Linked DNA regions of Homo sapiens: region 1 is linked to region 2. A link is an interaction called in ENCODE POLR2A ChIA-PET data of the cell type or tissue named here. Cell type or tissue: CD4-positive, alpha-beta T cell. All regions are shown on one strand. Region 1 overlaps DIS3L2 (DIS3 like 3'-5' exoribonuclease 2). Region 2 holds the start of DIS3L2 (DIS3 like 3'-5' exoribonuclease 2).

Evidence for each region. ChIA-PET counts read pairs that join two places held together with the same protein. Peaks named below come from ENCODE experiments on the same cell type or tissue, not always from the same donor. Only the 100,000 strongest peaks of a DNase experiment are listed, where the experiment ranks them.
Region 1: POLR2A ChIA-PET joins it to region 2 with 7 read pairs; 5 of 35 experiments call an interaction of 5 or more read pairs at or near these places.

The regions. Positions count from the first base shown.
Region 1 is chr2:232,313,366-232,318,365 of GRCh38, reverse strand. The region is part of intron 14 of DIS3L2 (DIS3 like 3'-5' exoribonuclease 2); the gene reads right to left. Among named protein-coding and RNA genes, the nearest start is that of ALPP, 63 kb to the left of the region's middle. RefSeq lists an enhancer at 2,828-2,997. In CD4-positive, alpha-beta T cell, a CTCF peak has its summit at 2,712; a DNase peak (open chromatin) is centred at 2,695; H3K4me3 peaks cover 457 bases; H3K27ac peaks cover 3,800 bases.
Region 2 is chr2:231,958,824-231,963,823 of GRCh38, reverse strand. It overlaps DIS3L2 (DIS3 like 3'-5' exoribonuclease 2), which reads right to left and starts at 2,111. Exons shown (of 21, transcript NM_152383.5): 1 at 2,059-2,111. RefSeq lists a silencer at 1,854-2,013 and an enhancer at 2,144-2,233. In CD4-positive, alpha-beta T cell, no CTCF peak of the experiment used is centred here; a DNase peak (open chromatin) is centred at 2,133; H3K4me3 peaks cover 1,922 bases; H3K27ac peaks cover 362 bases.

The DNA.
Region 1 (5,000 bases), 350 kb before region 2:
TGGCGAAACTGGTCCTCCAACCCACGAGGGTGTGGGCAGACTTCTCAGCGCCCTTCCATGAACTCTGAGGACTTTCCTAGGGGTCGTTTTCTAAGTTTGATGGTGGGAAAGGGCCCATGTGGCACAGAACACAATTCTGAATATAAGGGCTTCCTGAAGATTCTTGCAAGTTACCCTTGTTTGAGCCCAGCTTCCTGGGCACCCCGACCACTACTGGCCTCTGGCCTCTGGCCTCTGTGGAGGCCTGGCCTTGCAGGAGTGGGTTCTCCATTGTGGATCGGCAGCTTCACTTTATAACAGAGCCCAGAGGGCAGCAGCAACTTGCCAGTATTCTTGTATTGCTAAAGTCAGGGGGGAAAGGTAGGGCACTGTCAACCACACACAACCTGGGTAACCTTAGGCAGACTACTTAACCTCTCTAACTTCTTCTACCTACCTCGCAGGGTTATTCTAGTGAGGATTAAATGAGATAAACTTTGTTATCTTATTTAACATTATAAGCTCTGACCTATTGTTAACTATTCCATAAATATTAGTGTTATTATGAAAACCTTCTGCACTGAATTAAGGAGACAATTAATTCAGTGACAATTCAGAGACAATTAGAGGTGTAATTAAAAAATAGAAGAGGCTAGGAGTGGTGGCTCACACCTGTAATCCCAGCACTTTGGGAGGCTGAGGTGAGCAGATCCCTTGAGGCCAGGAATTCGAGACCAGGCTGGCCAACATAGTGAAACCCCATCTCTACTAAAAATACAAAAATTAGCCAGGCGTGGTGGAGGGCACCTGTAATCCCAGCTACCCGGGAGGCTGAGGCACATGAATCGCTTGAACCCGGCAAGCAGAGGTTACAGTGAGCAGAGATCGGGCCACTGTACTCCAGCCTGGGCAACAGAGTGAGACTCTGCCTACCTTCTACCTCCCCACCCCGCCAAAATAGAAGAATGTTAGGAACACAGAACATGAGAGGAAAAAAGAGCAAATACTGCATACTCCCAGGAGACATTTGTCCAGCATCTGCTGAACACCTCTGTGTTCCCAACACTGTGCAGGGGCTGGGATGAAGTGACTGTCCTTGCTCTTGGGCACAGGGAATCAGATCAACACACACTCACTCCCCTACCTCCCAACCCCTGTCCAAATCTTATTAGCATAAAAAGTGGCTTGTTTCCGCAGCACTTACTGCCTGGGCGAGGAAAGCCTTTCACACACATTCTCCACACTCTACCCACAAATGTGTTTCCCTTCCATTGCAAGGACTGTCCATGGGTCATGAAGCCAAGGGTAATAACCTGCCTCCCAGGGCACACAGCGAGGTACTGGTGGTTCTGAGGCTAATGCTGCCTTAAGGATGTGAGAGTTAAGCTCGATGACACTAACAGCTGGGAAATTCACCAGGAAAAAAGCCCAAAGGAATGAAAAGTTCCTTCCTCTTCAGGAACGGTACAATGAAAAATCACAACAATGGTTTCCTAGAAGATTTATGACACAAAAGATAGCGACCAGCTAACTGATCTTTTATCTACACCAAAGACTTAATGACAGGAAACAGATTTAGATTAAACTGGAGGGCTGTTAAACTAAAGAAGAACAATTCAATAATAAGCACAATATCTTGCTTACCTAAAACTTAATCACATTTGATCTTATGTCTTTGAAACATGAAGCAGAACCAGGAAATAGGCAGAAGCAGGGCCTGTGGGCAGCCAGCGCAGAGGTGGGGCCGGGAACCCAAGTGTGCCTCCTGGGAAGTCCTTCCTTCCCACCTCACTCAGAGCCTTTCCTCCCATTGAACAGAATCCTAACAGCTTGCCTCGGCTTCCTCACAGATTCCACGCTCCCCACAAAGCCTCATGCTTGGAGTGGCTGGAGAGGGTGCTACAGGTTCTCCGGACAGCCACGGAGAAGTGACAACTGGCCCTGACTGTAAAGGCAGAGACAAAGACAGGGCAGGGCCCCAGCAAAATCAGTGAAAATACACAGCATTGTGTGGACATCTAGTGTGGAGGCGAATGACACTGTGGAGTACAGGGGACCCCATTAAAGAACAGGACATAATCGTAAGGAACAAGGTTTTGGCGCCTGGAAGAATAAATCCTCTCTGTAGAATGACTCCTTCCTTCTTATTCTAGGTAGCACAAACATTAACAGATTTATAGAACAACAAAGGCTGTGCTGGAAGCTGATGAGCCGCTGCCCAGGAGGCTACTGTGAAGCCGCAGTGGCATGCCAGGGCTCGCGAACACACAGACACACCAATGCCAGGGCACTCAGGGAAGGGAGCTGCTGAGAGCGGGGTCCCCGACCCCAGGTGATGAGCCATGTCCTCTGCCATCTCTGCTACCCATTCATCACAGTCTACTCTCCAGTTTGGCACCTACCCCCTACTGGTAACCCGGGCTTGGAGGGTGGACCCTGGGTCTCACCTAGCTTTGGGGTAGGTGTGGGGTCACATGGGGTTGGCTTGGGGGTAGCCCAAAGTCAGTGGAATGATCTATGTTGTTCATCTCAGCCAGGCCTTGCTGTGTTGGGCTTTCAGAGCAGCTGCGGAAGTTGGCCACTTCCTCTTGCTTAATTCAGTGGGCATGAGCTGGGCGCTTGCTCTGAGTCACTCTACGAAATCTTTTCGCAGCTGTGTTCCGGCCATCAGAGAAGCATCCGCAGAACAGACAGCAAACATGTTCTTCTTCAATACGTGAAGCAGCCACTAGGCGATTTATAGCCATTGATAGCCTGTGCCTGTCATCAAGCACAGCAATTCCTTCAGGCTCTAGAGGCTTCCTGCCCAACCACCAAGAAAAAGCCACAAAGCCTCAGAGAGCTGGGAGTGGCAGTGAAGACAGATCAGAAACACTACCCCACAGATAGCACAGCCAAAAGCTAAGAGAGCCAAGCACATCTGGTTACCTGCCAGGCAGCCACAGAAGATGACAACCATGGGCACCTTTCTTCAGGCTCAAACCCAACATGCAGTCCTATGACCTGTTTCTTTTATGGGCTAACCTCCTTGAGAGTATATCTCAGACCTCTGTGGCCTGAGCCTGGGCTCTGGGCTTTCAGTACCGGAGTGAGGGTTTTTACAGCAGAGACATTTGCTACTTTAAGTACCTGAATATGCCCTGGGTCTGGGCCAGCACACCGGTATGGGGGTGGGGAGGGCTGGAGGCGCTCACCCCACTTGCCAGGAATTGAGTGTCCCTGTTCATCAAACAGGGACCTGGCCTGAATATCACAGTCTCTTCTAGAACTCCTTGAAGTCTTGGGAAGGGGCAAGCCTCCTTGGGTTTAAAGACCGCCTGGCAGTACTATCTGCTTAAAAAGCTTAGCATGAGGGACCAGAGAGCTGGCTTCCCCCTGGGGATGCAAACCTGTGGTTGGAGAAATACCCAGAGAGGCAGAGAGAGAAACGAGTCATTCCAGGACCTTCTGAGAAAGGTATGGATGTGGCAGGTACAGATATACGGAAAACAAAAATGGTCATTCTCACCGACCCTCTGTCACTGGTAAGAACACATCTTCATGTGCTATAAAGTAACTGGGAAAGAAAATCAAAGAGCTCCGAGTCATGCTGGATTGCTGCAGCGCCAGGAGGCTCCCCAGAATGGAGGGAGCTGCAGTCCATCGCAAAAACATGAAGAAAGCAAATGGCAACGTGACAGACAGGAAATCTTATTCAAGAAAGGGAAAGTGTTAGCTGCTTAATGTAACTCTATGTTAAATCGACAATGAAAACATTTACTCTTTAAGGTCTTTAAGAGTTTTGAAATATCTAGTTTTGAGAGTTCCTGGTGTTCTAGAATTTTCTGTCTCATAGGGAAATCTCTTGGGGCATCCATGGGTATTTGGGCTGCAAAAGGTGGAGTGTGAGAATAGTGAGGGGCATTCTCGGGCTAGGGAGCTCCCTTCAGCCCCAGGGCCCTGAGGCCTCCGGGGCCTGCTCGGTTTGGGTCTCGACCCTCTCTGTCCTCTTCATTCCTCCAAGTCTCAGCGAAAGGGATTCTGTGAACCCATGTAGGATGCATAACCCTCAAAATGGGACAGCTGAGACTCTACAGGGCTTAAAAATATAGGATCTACCTTGCAACCTGAGCAGCCCGCCCAGGAGGAAAGCCTTCAATCCTACCTCCCAGCACCAGACAACAGGCGACAGAATGACAGCACAGGCTGGAGAATGCCCTATACTGGGCCCAGTGGGTGCTGGGCCGGTGCTGAGGAGGGCTGCAGCCCTTTAGGGCCACAGGCAGGCCCAGAGGGCTCCTTTCCATGGCAATGGAAATCAGGGAAAGGTGGGATGGGGCAGGTGATAGTGTCATATGGTTTGGCTCTGTGTCCCCACCCAAATCTCATCTTGTAGCTCCCATAATTCCTATGTGTTGTGGGAGGGACGTGGTGGGAGATAACTGAATCACGGGGGCAGGTCTTTCTCATGCTGTTCTCATGATAGTGAATGGGTCTCACAAGATCTGATGGTTTTAAAAATGGGAGTTTCTCTGCACATGCCCTCTCTTGGCCTGCTGCCATCCTTGTAAGATGTGACTTGCTCCTCCTTGCCTTCTGCCATGATTGTGAGGACTCCCCAGCCAGGTGGAACTGTAAGTCCAACAAACCTCTTTCTTTTGTAAACTGCCCAGTCTCAGGTATGTCTTTATCAGTAGCATGAAAATGGACTAAAACACAGGGATATAAAGAGATTTGGGGTAGGAGGTTACTGGGGAAAGGAAAAGATGCTGCATATACCTGTGAGGCAATAATAGTTTAGCAACTTTTCTCTCGGTCATCTATGACAAAAGTGGTATTTTTACGACCTCGTGGGTTCACGTTCAATATTCTACCAAGGAATCAGGGAGCAGTAAAGAGAGCATGGGTTTTGAAGTCAGACAGATCTGTTTGAATCCTTGTTCAAATGTACAGCCATGAGATCCTTCTGTAAAATGGCCAAGGCAAAACCTCCTCACAAGGTTAAAATGAGGAGTAGCAGTCTTGTGATAAACATTAGTTCC
Region 2 (5,000 bases):
TCACTTGAGCCTGGGAAATCGAGGCTGCAGTGAGCTGCAGTCACGCTACTGCACTCCAGCCTGGGTGACAGTGAGACCCTGTCTCAAAATAAAATAAAAGACCTCAAGCTATAAAAATCCTAGAAGAAAACCCAGGAAATACACTTCTTGACACTGACCTTGGCAAATTTTTGGCTAAGTCCCCATAAGCAACTGCAGCAAAAACAAAAATTGACAAGTTGGAACTAATTAAACTAGAGCTTCTGCACAGCAAAAGAAATTATCAACAGATTAAACAGACAACCTACAAAATGGGCGAGAATATTCACAAACTATGCATCTGACAAAGGTCCAATATCCAGAATCCCTATGGAACTTAAATCAACAAGCAAAAAACAAATAAGCCCATTTTTAAAAATGGCCAAAGGACATGAACACTTCTCAGAAGAAATACAAAAAGAAAAAACCACGACATACAAGCAGCCAACAAATATATGGAAAACATGATCATGACTAATTATCAGAGAAATGCCAATCAAAACCACAATGAAATACCATCTCACACCAGTCAGAATGGCTATTATCAAAAAGTCAAAAAACAACAGATCCTCATTAGGCTCCCTTGGAAAGGGAACATTTAAACTACTGTTGGTGGGAATGTAAATTAGTTCAGCCACTGTGGAAAGCAGTTTGGAGATTTCTCAAAGAACTTAAAGAGCCACCATTTCACCCAGCAATCCCACTGTTGGGTATATAACCAAAGGAAAACAGACCATTATACCAAAAAGACATATGCAGTTGTATGTTCACGGCTGAGCTATTCACAATAGCAAACACACGGAATCAACCTAGGTGACCATCAATGGTGGACTGGAAAAAAAAAATGTGGATGTACAGGATGGAATACTATGCAGCCACAAAAAAGGAAGATATCATGTCCTTTACAGCAGCACAGATGGAGCTGGAGGCCATAATCCTAAACGAATTAGCACAAGAACAGAAAACTAAACACCACACGTTCTCACTTATAAGTGGGAGCTAAACATTGAGCACACTTACAAGTGGGAGTAGAAACATTGAGCGCACATGGACATAAACATGGGAACAGTCGGCCGGGTGCGGTGGCTCACGCCTGTAATCCTAGCACTTTGGGAGGCCAAGGCGGGCGGATCACGAGGTCAAGAGATCGAGACCATCCTGACTAACATGGTGAAACCCCGTCTCTACTAAAAATACAAAAAAATTAGCCGGGCGGGGTGGCGGGCGCCTGTAGTCCCAGCTACTCGGGAGGCTGAGGCAGAAGAATGGCATGAACCCAGGAGGCGGAGCTTGCAGTGAGCCGAATCGCGCCACTGCACTCCAGCCTGGGCGACAGAATGAGACTCCGTCTCAAAAAAAAAAAAAAAAGGTAACGGTAGACACTGTAGACTACTGGAAGGAGGGGAGAGATGGGGGATGTGGGTTGAAAAACTACCTACTGGGTTCTATGCTCAATACCTGGGTGCAATATACCCATGTGACTAACCTGCATGCGTATCCCCCATATCTAAAAGTTTATTAAAAAAAAAAACTCTCTATGATCAATAAAGGAGATAAAGTGTATCACTGTGGAAAGCGCAAACGTCAAGGACATGTTATAATTAAGCGGCTGCCCTTCAAGATTCCCGAGGCTCCCCATCCCTGCCAGTCCTGAACATCTCGATCAAGACCCTAGAGAACGCGTCCACAGGTGACCCGAGCCTCGGGAGGCGTCCTCTCTACAGCAACAGGCTCTAATTCTGGTCTCGCTCCCCTCACGCCATCCTAGGCTACAAGGGCCCCGGCGCTATAAGCGCGGCCTGGGAGGCCGGGTCGGTCAGGAGCGGAGAGTGGGGAGCTGGGGACATTGAGGGAGATGCGGGACAGGGAAGACGCGTGGGCCGGGGAGCAACGCCAGAGGCGGAAGACGCTCGTCCCGGGCCGCCACCACAGGTGCCGGGCGAAGCGCCGCGGAGCCCCCCAGAGGCCAGACCCCGGGTCGGTCCCGAGGGGGTCGTGCAGCACTAGGCGGTGCAGGGGGCAGGCGAGTGAGGGCCTCACCGTTTCTCCCCGGAGGCCGGCGCCGCCGCAGTCCCGCAGTTGCTAAGGAGAATGCTCTTCCGGGTCACGGGCGCGGCGTTCTAGAGAGCGACGGTGGCCGGGCGAGGCCGAGAGCGAAGCGCGCGGGGTGTGTGCGCGGTGCAGGAGCTCGTAGTCGGCGGTTCAGCTGCGACAAGGGCGAAATGGCCAGGCCAGGGGCCGCCGCGCCTTCTCCGGCCTCGCTCGCGGGGACAACTGGCTGCAACGGTTGGCTCCCAGTGGGCGGCCTCTGAGACGCCTTGTGCCAGGCGCCGGCTGGCTCCGGGCCCCTCTTCCACCGGAAGGAGCCTTCCAGACCCGGCTCCTGAACCTCCAGGCTCTGCTCCACTGGGCCAGGTCTTGCACGGCAGACGCCGCCGGCCCCTTTCCTGTTACAAGGCTTTGCTCATTCTTTCATTTACTCACTGCTCATTTATTGGACAACTGCTTGGGGCGAGGTGCAGTGCTGGCACTGGGGATACAGAGATGGACAACCCCCGCATGGTCCCTGCCCTCAGGATGTGAGGCTGATGGCAGAGCAAGCAGATGACGTCCTGCACGTGGGGATGATCGAAGGAAAGGAGACTAGGGGAGCCTGCCCAAGGGGCCCACCCAGACACGGGTGGGGAGCAGCTGATGTTGGAGACGTCGACCTAGTATAAAGGGTTGGGAAGAGGGTTTCAGGTGAGAGAGGAAGCGCAGCCGAGAAAGCCCCCGACAGTTCAGCCCGCCCAGGGAAGCGTGTTGAGAGGAAACAATCGTTAAGTACGGGACCTAGGAAACACCAATATTGTAGATGTGAGCAAAGGAAAAGGAAATCCAAAGAGCAGCCAGAACGTTCGGGAGAGCACAAGAGGAAAGAATGCCAGTGAGGGGATGGCCGCCATTCTCAAGCTATGGAGATCAAGTGTCCATTGGTGACCATAGAAAAATCAAACTTCCCTTTGGGAGGCCGAGGCGGGCGGATCACCTGAGGTCGGGAGTTCGAGACCAGCCTGATCAACATGGAGAAACCCCGTCCCTATTAAAAATAATAAATTAGCCAGACGTGGTGGCACATGCCTGTAATCCCAGCTACTCAGGAGGCTGAGGCTGGTGAATCGCTTTAACCCCGGAGGCGGAGGTTGCAGTGAGCCGAGATCGCACCATTGCACTCCAGAAAAAAAAAAAGAGAGAGGGAAGGAAAGACGGGAGGGCAGGGCAGGGTAGGGATCAAACTTCGGGAATACAATGTGGACAGATGCTTGAACCACCGTATGCTCCATATTGAAAAAGGAAAAGAGATGCATTAAATTGTGCCTATATTTCTCTTTTTTTTTTTTTTTTTTTTTTTGAGACGGACTATCGCTCTGTCGCCCAGGCTGGAGTGCAATGGTGCGATCTCGGCTCACTGCAACCTCCGCCTCCTGGGTTCAAGCAGTTCTCCTGCCTCAGTCCCGAGTAGCTGGGACTACAGGCGCGTGCCACCACTCTCGGCTAATTTTTGTATTTTTAGTAGAGACGGGGTTTCACCGTGTTAGCCAGGATGGTCTCACTCTTCCGCCCATCTTGTCCCAAAGTGCTGGGATTACAGGTGTGAGTCACCGCACCCGGCCAGTGCGTTGCAGTAGTCTAAGAAAATTCAGGGTTTCCCTTAGTAACTATGAGCTCCATGAAGGTGGAAAACTTTGCATCTGCAGTACCTGCCACACACACAGGCCTCAATCGATGTTTGCTTAAAGACTAAATGAACCCAAGGAACCTTTGTTTTTTAATGTTCACACAGACCTTTCTAGAACCCTCAGGAAAACTGTGATTTCAGCAAAACTTGTCTTTGAAATGTAGAGGGTAGAGGAAACCCAGCAAGGACAGGAGGCAGAGGGTGTCAGGCATCCAGGGATTCAGTGGATAGGAGAGGGGCCAGTGGGGACAGGAAGGGGAAGACCTAGAAGAGGAAGAGAACAAAGGATTGAAATAAAATCTGTGGCCGGATGCAGTGGCTCATGACTATAATCCCAGCACTTTGGGAGGCCAAGGCGGGCTGATCACTTGAGGTCAGGAGTTCGAGACCAGCCTGGCCAACATGGTGAAAACCTGTCTCTACTAAAAATACAAAAAATTAGCCAGGCATGGTGGTGGGGGCCTGTAGCCTCAGCTACTCGGGAGGCTGAGGCAGGAGAACTGCTTGAACCTGGGAGGTGGAGGTTGCAGTGAGCCTAGATCGGGCTACTGCACTCCAGCCTGGGAGACAGAGCAAGACTCCGTCTCAAAAAATAAAAAAATAAAAAGAAAACCTGAGATTTCAGGACTAGAAATAGGAGGTGAAGCCAAGGAAACCAAAAATAATTAAAAGTAGGAATAGAGAATCAAGGACAAGAGCAGAGGAAGTAGGGCTGAGACCATTATTTTCCTTAAGTTCAACGGACAAATCTCATTTTGATTGGTCGTTTGTCAAAGTGTGCTGCCTGCCTTTGTATAGGCTACAGGGCTAGGGTGGACATATCACTGTGCCCTCTTTTTTTTTTGTGGGGGTCGGGGGATGAAGTCTCACTCTGTCGCCAGGCTGGAGTGGAGTGGTGCAATCTCGGCTCACGAGGCACATCCCACCACACCCAGCTAATTTTTGCATTTTTAGTAGAGACGGGGTTTCACCATGTTGGCCAGGATGGTCTCGATCTCTTGGCCTCGTGATCCGCCCACCTCGGCCTCCCAAAGTGCTGGGGTTACAGGCGTGAGCCACAGCGCCCAGCGCACTGTGCCCTCTTAAGTGATGTGAGCCCTGGCTTCCTCACGTGGGCTAAAGGAAGATCACAACACACTCTGGAGTAGACTTGCGGCAAGAGGCTTATCCCACTAGCATATGTTCGTTCAGTCCATTACTTCAGTATGTTCCTATTGAAACAAGTATTACAATAAGCTCCCTGAAAAGAGATAGAAGTAATATT